Linked DNA regions of Homo sapiens: region 2 is linked to region 1. Evidence: chromatin contacts called from ENCODE Hi-C or POLR2A ChIA-PET data. All regions are on one chromosome and are shown on one strand. Each heading gives the region's core, a stretch centred on a gene start or an enhancer-like site at or near the end of the contact. The rest is flanking DNA. Distances are from core to core; before and after follow the strand shown.

Region 1 (5,441 bases), core at 2,836-5,335:
TGTAAACAATAGAGACCAAGGGCCCAGTCTGCCTCCTTTTGTCACCGTTCTCTATCTCTGGAAAGATGCTCTGAGATAAGAAGGATGAGAAGAGAACGGAAGGCCTGAATCGCAAGAGCTAGGGCCAAGTGCCAGAAGTTTTCACCAGGCCAAGTTTTTGCAAAATAAAAGTGCTATTGCCTTAAAAAAGCAAGTATCTGAAATAAGTTAGGAATAGGGGCTGTCAAAAAATGGGCATAAATATTGACAGTAGTTTACTAAGATACCTAGACCTGTCCCTTCATTTGTTTCCTTTTAATAGATGATTAATTGCTGCCCTGCTAAAGGAGTTTTTTTTTTTTTTATGGCTACTATATTGCAACTCTAGACATCCTCTGTGCAATTTCTCTCAGCAAGCCCCAACTGTAATAACTGTTTGCTAATTGTAAAATCCTTATCCAGAATGAGGTTTGGGCAAACAATTTGTACTACTGTAATTACATTGTAAAAGTGTTTAGTCCCTTGATTGTTCAGAATTAATTGTATAAAGGCCTAGAAGTTATATTAGGTTCACAGTTTAAAATGGAAAGACTGTGGGGGGGGGGAGGGGCACTTTTCAAAACTACTGAGTTGATTTTAAGTCCGCAAACTCAAACTATCTCATTCTTTAAGGAAAATTTGTGTGTAGGTAATTTAAAGTACATTTTTAAGGTAATCTGGCACATCATGGTTAAAGCATGCAGTCGTCTAGTCTTCCTCCTGCTTTGAAGATTTTGGTTATGTTTGCAAAGGGTGACTTACCTGAACCTTCTTTTCTCATCTGTGCTAGAAAACAAAAGAAAAAGATTACCGGAAAGCAACAATACAAAATAAATCCTGTTGTCAAATATATATATATATATATATACTGACCTTTTCCAAATTTGAAAACGTGGCCGCAGAGTTGTGGTAAATCCAAGCCCCGTTACCTCTTTGCCGAAGAACCCCTGAGGCTGTTAAAGACCACAGTCCTCTAAGCGTATTTCGCAATAAATTTCTCTCAGTTAAATTATACTTACACAATTTCCCTCGCAGTTCATTTAAGGATCATAAACGTAGGTGTGCCCTGTCGGTGTTTGGTTTGACCCCCACCTCCCACCCACGCATCTCCCTCCTACCCCCGAGTCGCGCAGATGCCTGGCGGGCCTGATGCGGGGACGATGATCACACCCCCGCGAGCAGCCATCGGAAGGCGCTCAGGTATACCCCGAAGTCGGCTGGGGTTCCGGGAAGGGGTCGCAGACTGCCGGCCCAGCTTAGTCCTTTCCCTAATCGGAAAAGGAGCGTGCTGCCTGGCCCAGCCAGCGCAGCCTCCCAAGGATTAAACAGAAATCGCCTTCCTGAGACGGGGAGGTTCCATCTTGGCCTGAAATTCTGCTTCCAAGTTCATGTTGTGGGGCCGGGGAGCGACGGTGAGGCGTGGGGTGGGGGGGTGGGGGGATGGGGGGAGGCCGGGAAGTGTAGGCAGAGGCATAAAGGCGCTGGTAATGCACCTGGCTGCCCACCCACTCCGTCCCCAGCTTTTACTCGCGGGCCTGTCTTAACCTCCCAAGTGATGTTTCAGGGCGTTTGTACCAGAAAACCTACACATGTATGTGATGGAAAAAAACTAAAAGATCCTGAAACTTAAGCGTCAGAAAAAAGACAGGGAGAAACAGAGAGAAAAAGGAGAGAGGAAGCAAATGATAAGGGATCCTGGAGATGGTTTAAACACACACACACACACACACACACACACACACACACACACACACACACACACACGAGGGAGAGCTCTTTCAAGGCAAAGCGCTTCTGAAGGTTTTGGGAGAACGTGTGTCAGCCCTTCAGGCACACAGGGTGCCAGTACGGAGTTGGGGGCGGGGAAGGGTGCAGTGCAGGCGGCTGGGAAGGCTCATCTGCTCGGCTTTATGGAAACGCTCCACTGTTGGGGGCAACCAACCCCGCGTTGACTCCTGCGAAGTGCTAAAGGAAGCGATAGATGTCGCCTAAGGAGACTACGGACGCTCGGTGGAACCTCATTCCAGACCTATGTTCTCATGCTCGCCCTGTGTCTCCTGCTCCTCGGAAGCCCACTCTATAGAATCTTCAGTCCTACCTCGCAGACGGACGCAAATTATCTTTTACTTTGCGCTTAAGAGTTGGCTTCAATACATTTTAGAGCTCCTAACCTTTCCCAAACAATCTTCGGATGAAGGGATACCCCCAATCTTGCTCAAAACTCTTTCCCTACCTACACCCCCTTGAGGGTGAGGGTTCAGTCCGCAGCTGGCGAGTGGGACGTGGGTGGGGGCGATGGAGGCGCGGGCGGGCTGCTTGGAGGGAGTCAGCCTTTTGGCCACCTTCAGGGCGGGAATAGGGACTGGCAGTTCGCATTCCCCGCAGATCGAAGCTCCCTGCTGATCGATTATTTGATAATTGATTTTCCCCGCAGCCAATGCGCGGCGGCCTGGGCGGGGGCGCCTCCTGATTGGCCGAGCACTCCTCCACGGCTGCCTACCGAGATTTGGGTGAGCTCATTTTCCAGTCGACCGCAGGGGGAGTTTTCTGCGAGGTTTCAGCTGGAGGGAGGGGGAAAAATCCTCTCGGAGCCGAGCGAGCTGCGAGCCCTGCTTGTGGATGTGAGGTTTCCAGCCACTGGTAGAGCTGCTGCGGCTGAGCCATCTCGGCAGATCAGAGCCCAGCGGACAGAAATATAAATACGAAAATAACGCCACTAAATATAATCACAAGGGAGAAGCTTAGAGCGGGAGAATAAAGAGAAGGGGTGAGGGGGAATTAAAGCCCAGGCAATAGGTGTTAAAGTTAAAAACAAAACAAAACAAAAAACAGTGGTTGGTTGGAGCCTCCGAGTTGTAGGTACAGGCAGCTTTTGTCTGAAATCTCAGCTTCCGAAGCGGATTTCTTTTTCTCTGGCACTGGGAGGTTTCGCCGAGCCGGGTTGGGGACGGGAAAGAGGAGCGCGGGGAAGGATGTCTGGGGTGGTGAGGGCAGGGCTTCGCTGGAGAAAGAGCTAGTGGGGCGCGAGGTTCTTACAGGCCCGGGAGAGGTCGAGGCTGGAGCCCCTCGGCGCCTCTAAGACAAAGGCAGCGGTGGCTGCAGCCGGAGCCTAGCACTCCGGCAGCGTCGCGCCGCGCCGCGCCGCGCCCTGGGCGCACGGCCGCCTCACCCCGAGCGGGTCGGAGAAAGAGCCTCCCTCCCAGCGGCTCCCCGGCCCCGGCTCCGCCCGCGAGGTCTGGGCTGCTGCGAGCCCGCGCCGGGTTTCGCTTTCCGACGATCATAAATAGCTTGGTGTTTGTAAACAGGCGCTGGGGGCACATTCCCCGCGCTCAGCTCATTGTTCCCTCCCTTCCTCTCTACTTCGCGCAGGACGCCTGGGCTGGGGCTGGGAGCCGCCGGGGCTAGGAGGTGGGGGAGTCCAGACCCGAAGTGACAAAATGCTAGCATTTTCTTTCCCCCGGCCGGGCGTCCACCTCTAACAGCAAAGAAACCTCTAAGCTGGGTCTGCAGAAAGCCCGAGCCACCTCAACCCCATGTTCTCAGGACTCCTTAGCAGAGGCTTTCCCAACCTGGCTTCTCCCTCCTTTTCCTCCACGATCCCGCTTTGACTTTTCTCCTTGCAGTGTTTAGTTCTGAGAATTCAGTACTTTGCGCATCACCCCCTGCCCCGAAAAACACTGGCAGACCCCAATAATTTCGAGGAAAGTCATGAAGTCTATGCGCGGAGCCCTGTGCAAAATAACTCCCGCTGCTGCCTGCCCGGCGTTGATTCCCAATTTATTTCAAGAGAGTCGGCTTTGGGGAGAGAGTCTGCAGGGGGAGGGAGAGAAAAGAATACTGAAAATAAAGCTGGCGGCCGCGGGCTACTGCCTGCGTTTGTGTGCGTGTGCCCTGGGTGTGTGGTGTTTGTGCCTGGGCGTGCGATTTAATGGAGCGCCTCTCTGCCTCTCCAGTGCGGCCAGAGCTCGCTTCGCGCACCCACCCCTGCCGAGGAGCCTACTTGCTGCAGCCCAATGCATTGTGTAAGACGCGACCTGTTATGGCCACCACTACTTCCGGGTTCTAGCATTCTGGTCGGAATCCACCTCTCCGCCTGTGCAACACACACTTTACACACGCACGGGGACTGCAAGCGGGCAGCATCGATCGTGGCTCCTTTAAGACAAACTCAGACAGACATTTTTTTTAACCCTCCTTCTCTAATCTCCTTCCAGTGCAGCACTTGCAAAGAGGGAGAGAGAGGGAGAGAAAGAAAGAGAGAGAGAGAAGAGAGAAACTGATTAGGAATTAGGACTGATTCAAGGGAAGCGAGCGCTAGGGCTTTGTGCATTTGAATATTAACATTTGAGGTGTTCTGACCAGAAGAAGACAGAGCGGATGATCATTCATTCACCACGTTGACAACCTCGCCTGTGATTGACAGCTGGAGTGGCAGAAAGCCATGAGATTTGGTAGTTGGGTCTGAGGGGCGCTCTTTTTTTTCCTTTTCTTTCTTTCTTTCTTTTTTTTTTTTTAAACTGATTTTTGGGGGAGAGAAGATCTGCTTTTTTTTGCCCCCGCTGCTGTCTTGGAAACGGAGCGCTTTTATGCTCAGTGACTCGGGCGCTTTGCTTCAGGTCCCGTAGACCGAAGATCTGGGACCAGTAGCTCACGTTGCTGGAGACGTTAAGGGATTTTTCGTCGTGCTTTTTTTTTTTTTTTTTTTTTTTTCCGGGGGAGTTTGAATATTTGTTTCTTTTCACACTGGCCTTAAAGAGGATATATTAGAAGTTGAAGTAGGAAGGGAGCCAGAGAGGCCGATGGCGCAAAGGGTACGTATTAAAAAACAATTGTGGAACTCAAATGTGAGATTAAATTGAAACGTGGCCGAAAGACACTGCTAAAAAGTTTCCTTTTTTTCTCTCTCTCTTTTAAAAAATGAGGCTCCTAAAGCCGTGGCCTAAGCGAGAGGATTTATTCAATGCATTTGTAGACTTATGTATGTTACTTGGAGTTGTTAATTAAAGGAATCTATTTATCTATAGATTCCTAACCAGCAGCTATATAAATAAAAATGCAAGCTCAAACAATCATCTGGGTTTTTTTTTAAAAAAGCTAGATACCTAAAGCTGTAATTTGAACATTCAGAGATCAGAAGTTTAAAGTTATGTTTAAACTAAAATATGCAGCTGGAAACTTCTGATATGTTATTGATTATGCTCATCTTTAATATCACTAGAAGTATTCAGCTTTTTAAAGGAAATAACTTTGTCATAGTATAGCCAATTTTTTGGTCAGAAAACATTCATCTTTTTATAGTAATTTCAATTTGTATAGACTTGTATACAAGGCAATATTTTGCAAGTTTCTCTTAGATAAGCCCTCTACTAATTGAATACTAAGCACACAGTTACTCACTTTAAAAATGCAATACTAATTTCCCC
Region 2 (5,300 bases), core at 2,760-5,259, 1.0 Mb after region 1:
GAGTGAGTAGAATGCCAGGTTTGAATGTTAAAGTTCTACGTTAAACTTTCAAAAATCTAAAGCCATCTTCATTATCTACAATCCTTAAAAAATTATCTAATCAAAATGTTTACTGGATGCAAACATTTTCAGTCAGCACATGGAAGTCTGAGAGATAGGTAGATGAAAAATAGGTATATGTTTGTATCTATAAAAGTATGTGAGTATTTTTGCTTAAAATCTAAATAATTATTAGTGTATTCATTTCTACATATACATAAATTGATATGTAATTGTGGATTACATAAAATTGATCCATGTGATTGCGTACATGTATAGAAACATGTAAACTTAGCCATACCTTTATAAACCATACATAATTCATTTAATGACGTGCAATAGAAACTAGGTTAAAATTTGAGCTCTGCCATTGTCTTACTTTGTGAAACTAAGTCACTTAAATGTTCTGACCCTCAGTTTTATCTTTGTAAAATAAGTATGAAACAATAATGCTGCCATACATACCACAGAGGCCTATGTGGAGGATCATTCAAAAAACTTTTTTAACTATAAAATACTTTATAAATATTAATAATGTTTAATGAGATATGTATAAATACCTCAACTTACTCATAAAAAATCCATATTCTTAAAATAGTATATTTTTCAACAATTTAGTATTTCTTTTTTATTTACAGCTGATATGTAACACAAAATAATTGAAACTTTCTTTTTAAAATGAATTGGTTTAAAATATATTAAATATATATTAATCTATAATGTATAAATAATATATAATATATACATAAAATTTATCATATATATTTATTGTATTATATATAGTTGTACATGGTTTTAGATACCATAAATATATAGTATAAATTTATAACAGATGTCAACTTATTTTCAGTGGTCTTATCTTCAGTAGTCTAGTTCAGAAAACCTATAAGAAAAGGAAAAACCTACTTTTAAAAGTTATGTTTATTTTCTAGCTGCTTAGGTTTAGCATACAAACCTATATAAATGTGATTTGTTAAAATAATGGCATAAGTTACATGTAAATTTAAGAAATGAAATCAGTCCTATGCAGATATCTATGGCCAAAGTTATACTGCATGATCAAATACTTGCAAAGACCTATCATAGCCTTGCAAAATTAATCTTAAGTTAAATATAGTCTGTGAGGCACTGCTGCACTGGAGTTTCTGGATGTCAAGGTCACCCTAGAAATGTCCCAGGAGAAGGCTCTGGATATCACTGACTCAGACATTTAGAATCACCCCTTTTAACACTGTGCTTGCTGAGACTTGCAGGTATATTCTCTGTATTATAGCTTGTAAATATAGAGAAGCTTTCTCACAGCAGCCACGCCTATGAGCATCTTCAATGACTTTACCTCAAAATCAACCACATAGAGTCAACTTGGATGAAATCTTTATTGTGAAGCCTCCATTCTCATGTGAAAAATACCTTTTTTGGTGGGGGCGGATAGGGTAAAGAGCCTTATAGTCTTTGTCAACTGCTCTCAGGTAGAATGACTAGACAGGGAAGAGCAACATCCAGTGAAGTACAATTTGGTTTACAGACCCCCAAAAAGTATCACAAAGTAAACTGCTGGATCTTCTTTCACAGTTGCACATGTGTCTGTTCCCACCTCTTCTTAAACTTACTGCTTTCCAGTCAAGCAGCGGAGTGTAATTCCCCTGTACTTGAATCTAGAGCAGCCTTGATAATTGGTTCTTTCTGGTGGTGTGCAGGAAATGCTACCCCCAAAATATGGCACCATGGCATACTAAGTAGTTTCCATTTAAGGAAATTGACAAAATCTGCGGAAGCAGGAAGATCTCTCTGACCTGCTCCTGTCCCCTCTCTTTTGAAGCAGGTCATAGAAACTGAAATTCCCCTCACTCTTCCTTCCATAAAGCAGGACATAAAACATAGGAAGGTCATTCTCTGACCCTTTCTCCCCTGAAGACCTTCCTGTGGCAGGTGTCCTGACCTACACCTGGAGAAAAGAAATGTCACACAGAGAGGTCAAGAAGAGTCTGAATGAAAAAGGCTTTGCTAAAGTCTCACCCCACCTCACCCAGTTTATTGCCATTAGATCACATCCTTTTGTCTTCTAATCATATTTCTATGTGACTGTCCACAGTTTTCCCTGGGTCTTTGGGTCTTCCTCTCTGGAGGCGCCTATGTAACATAAAACTTATATTAAATATATCTGTATGCTTTTCTCTTATTTGTCTTTTGTTATAGGGGTGTCAGCCATGACCCTTGCAATGGGTGAGAAAAGGAATTTTTCCTCCCCTACAGTTCATAGCCAATAAAATGTGTAAGAAGTGATACAGTGTGACAGGTCATAAAAGGTGACATGGCTTTGGCCTTGTTCACCAGGACACTAGCCTTTTGAGCCCTGAGCTGCCATTTAAGAAGTCCAATCCTGGGCGAGGTGGCTCATGCCTGTAATCCCAGCACTTTGGGAGGCCGAGATGAGCAGATCACAAGGTCAGGAGATCGAGACCATCCTGGCTAACATGGTGAAACCCTGTCTCTACTAAAAATACAAAAAATTAGCCGGGCATGGTGGAACGCGCCTGTAGTCCCAGATACTAGGGAGGGTGAGGCAGGAGAATCACTTGAACCTGGGAGGCAGAGGTTGCAGTGAGCCAAGATCGTGCCACTGCACTCCAGCATGGGCGAAAGAGCGAGACTTCATCTCAAAAAAACAAAAACAAAAACAAAAAAAAACAACGAAGACAAAAAGAAGTCCAAATATTCTGAGGCCGCCAAGCTGTGAGAAAGCCTCACCCACAAGGAGGAGCCACACACTCATGGACCTGGCAACAGCCTCAGCTATAGTTCCAGCTGACAACCAACATCACCGTCACACATAACTAAAAATGCCTCTAGGTGATTCCAGCCAATAGCCTTTGCATCTTCCCAGCTCAGGCTGCAGATATCATGGAGCAGAGAGGCAAGCCAAGCCCACTGTGTCCTGTCTGAGTTCCCAACCCAAAGAAATTATAAGCATAATGAAATGATTATTTCATGTCGCTAAGTTTTGGGATAGTTTATTTCATTGCAATAGTAATTGAAATACCTCCTAAGTAAAAAAAAAAAAAAAAAAAAAAAAATCTTTCTTTCACTATCCTCTCACAACACACTTCTGACACCAGATGTGTGGGGATTTCTCCCCACCAGCAAGCAATTGATCAGTTCTGCAGTGGACACCAGCTGGCTGTCCTCCAATTCAATTCTGACACTATCTACTTGGAGATAGCATCAGATCTTGTGGGTTGAGGGCTCAGTCCCCAAAACTGCCCCCTGCCCCGACACACTTTGAATGCCAATTACAAGCCCCAGGATATTTTATTTTACCTATGTGTTTGTGACCAACTGGTTATAAAACTATAAAACAGGGTTCTTTGGGCTTGATTAATTTGCTAGCATGGCTCACAGAACTCAGGGAAACACATTTACTGATTTATTACAAAGATTATTACAAAAAATACAGACGGAGAGATGCATAGGGTGAGGTAAGGGGAAGCGGCCTGGAGCTTCCATGCCATCTCCTGGCCCAACACCCTCCAGGAAACTCCACATGAGCTATCTGGAAGCTCATCCAAACCCTGTTTTTTTAGGTTTTTATAGAGGCTTTGTTACATAAGTATGATTGATTACGTCATTGGCCATTGGTGATCCTCTTTAACCTTCAACCTCTCTTCTCTTCCCAGAGTTGCCAGTGTGGGCTGAAAGTTCCAACCCTCTAATCTGCCTTGGTCTTTCCAGTGACAGTCCTCATCATGAAGCTGCCTAGGGGCTCCCAGCCGTCATTAGCATACAAAAAGACATCAGCTAGAGATTCTAAAGATTTTAGGGGTTGTATGTCAGGAAATGGGAGGAAAACCAAATATATATTTCACAATACATATCACACCTTCCTTCGACTCTAGTTTGGGCTCCTGACTTGCTTTGGTCAACAGAATGAGGAAAAAGTGGCAGTGTGCCAGTTCTGAACCTAGGGCTCAGGAAGACTCGCCTGTTTCTGTTTATGTGTCATGCTCTAGACGTCACAATGAGAACATGCTTAGACTAGCCTGCTAGAGAATAAGGGACATGAGCCATGCTTAAGTCATCCCAGTCATCCCAGTTGAGGACAGCCTAGATCAACCAACAACCAGCCAAAATTCAGACATGGAGCAGAGCCACCTAGCTAATGACTCCAGACAGAGAATAAATGAATGTGTGTTGTCCAATGCTGCTAAGATTTTTGTGGATTTTTAATTAATTAATTACTTTTTAAAAATACAGATTCTTGCTCTGTTGCCAGGCTGGAATGCAGTGGCACAATCATAGCTCACCGCAGCCTCTACCTCCTGGGCTCAAGCGACCCTCTGGTCTTGCCCTCCCAAAGTTCTGGGATTACAGGCGTGAGCCACGGTGCCTGGCCTTGTGGATGTTTTTTAAGCAGCATTACTGCAGCAGATGATAATCAATACACCATTTTAAAAATCCAGAGAAGACATTAATAACACACCCTCCTTTGGTCTCATAGTCCCCTTCAGCTACTGCCTTGTATGTCTACTTTTCTTCACAACAAAACTTCTCAGGTTGATTACCTACTGACAGTTTCTACTCCCTCACCTCCCATTCTTTCTTCAGCCCTAATCACTCTGACTCCTGCTCCCACCACTACTCTGGAATTGCTCTCGTCAAGTCAGCAATGACTCTCATGGTGGCAAATCTGATGATCAAGTTGCTTTGTGATCTCACTGGGCTCTGTAGAAGCGTTCAACATATTTGATAACTCTGTTTGTCCCTTTTTTTCTTTTGGCTTCTGAAATACCTCCAGGTTTTCCTCCTATTTCATTGGTTATTCTTTTTTTTTTTTTTTTTTTTTTAGATGGAGTTTTGCTCGTGTTGCCTAGGCTGTAGTGCAATGGTGTGATCTTGGCTTACCACAACCTCTGCCTCCCAGGTTCAAGCAATTCTCCTGCCTCAGCCTCCTGAGTAGCTAGGACTACAGGCATGCACCACCACGCCCAGCTAATTTTGTATTTTTAGTAGAGACGGGGTTTCTCCACGTTGGTCAAGCTAGTCTTGAACCCCCAACCTCAGGTGATCCACCCACCTTGGCCTCCCAAAGTGCTGAGATTACAGGCATGAGCCACCATGCCCGGCCGGTTATTCTTTTTTTTAAAAAAAATCATTTTTTTTGCATTATAATGAACCTTTGCTCGTTCATTTTTTTTTTTCAAATACTTATTAGGCACCTATTGTGTGTCAAGCATTTTTCTGAATGTTCTGGTCACAGCAGAAAA

Evidence for each region. Hi-C counts contacts between places; a loop is a spot of excess contacts on that map. ChIA-PET counts read pairs that join two places held with the same protein, here RNA polymerase II (POLR2A). Pooled maps may share reads with other maps.
Region 2: a loop to region 1 is called in a pooled map, with 6 times the contacts of the local background. The contact joins the enhancer-like site here to the promoter of MEIS1 in region 1. A Hi-C loop is called at or near these places in 2 of 168 maps with a recorded cell type or tissue (MCF 10A and gastrocnemius medialis) and 6 of 50 pooled maps. POLR2A ChIA-PET finds 5 or more read pairs at or near these places in 2 of 52 experiments (BJ and MCF 10A).

What each region holds. Positions count from the first base shown.
Region 1 is chr2:66,431,040-66,436,480 of GRCh38, forward strand. MEIS1 (Meis homeobox 1) reads left to right here and starts at 4,086. Exons shown (of 13, transcript NM_002398.3): 1 at 4,086-4,829. The coding sequence starts at 4,818. It overlaps MEIS1-AS3 (MEIS1 antisense RNA 3), which reads right to left and starts at 2,431. Exons shown (of 4, transcript NR_046438.2): 1 at 2,252-2,431; 2 at 892-971; 3 at 781-799. RefSeq lists enhancers at 2,260-2,612, 3,482-4,358, 3,946-4,045, a silencer at 3,138-3,237 and a promoter at 3,844-4,384.
Region 2 is chr2:67,447,627-67,452,926 of GRCh38, forward strand. All of the region lies in intron 2 of LOC107985891 (a long non-coding RNA gene), which reads right to left. Among named protein-coding and RNA genes, the nearest start is that of ETAA1, 53 kb to the left of the region's middle. Within about 2 kb of position 4,010, at least 3 of the 41 ENCODE cell types and tissues checked have a DNase peak (open chromatin) inside an H3K27ac peak, as active enhancers do.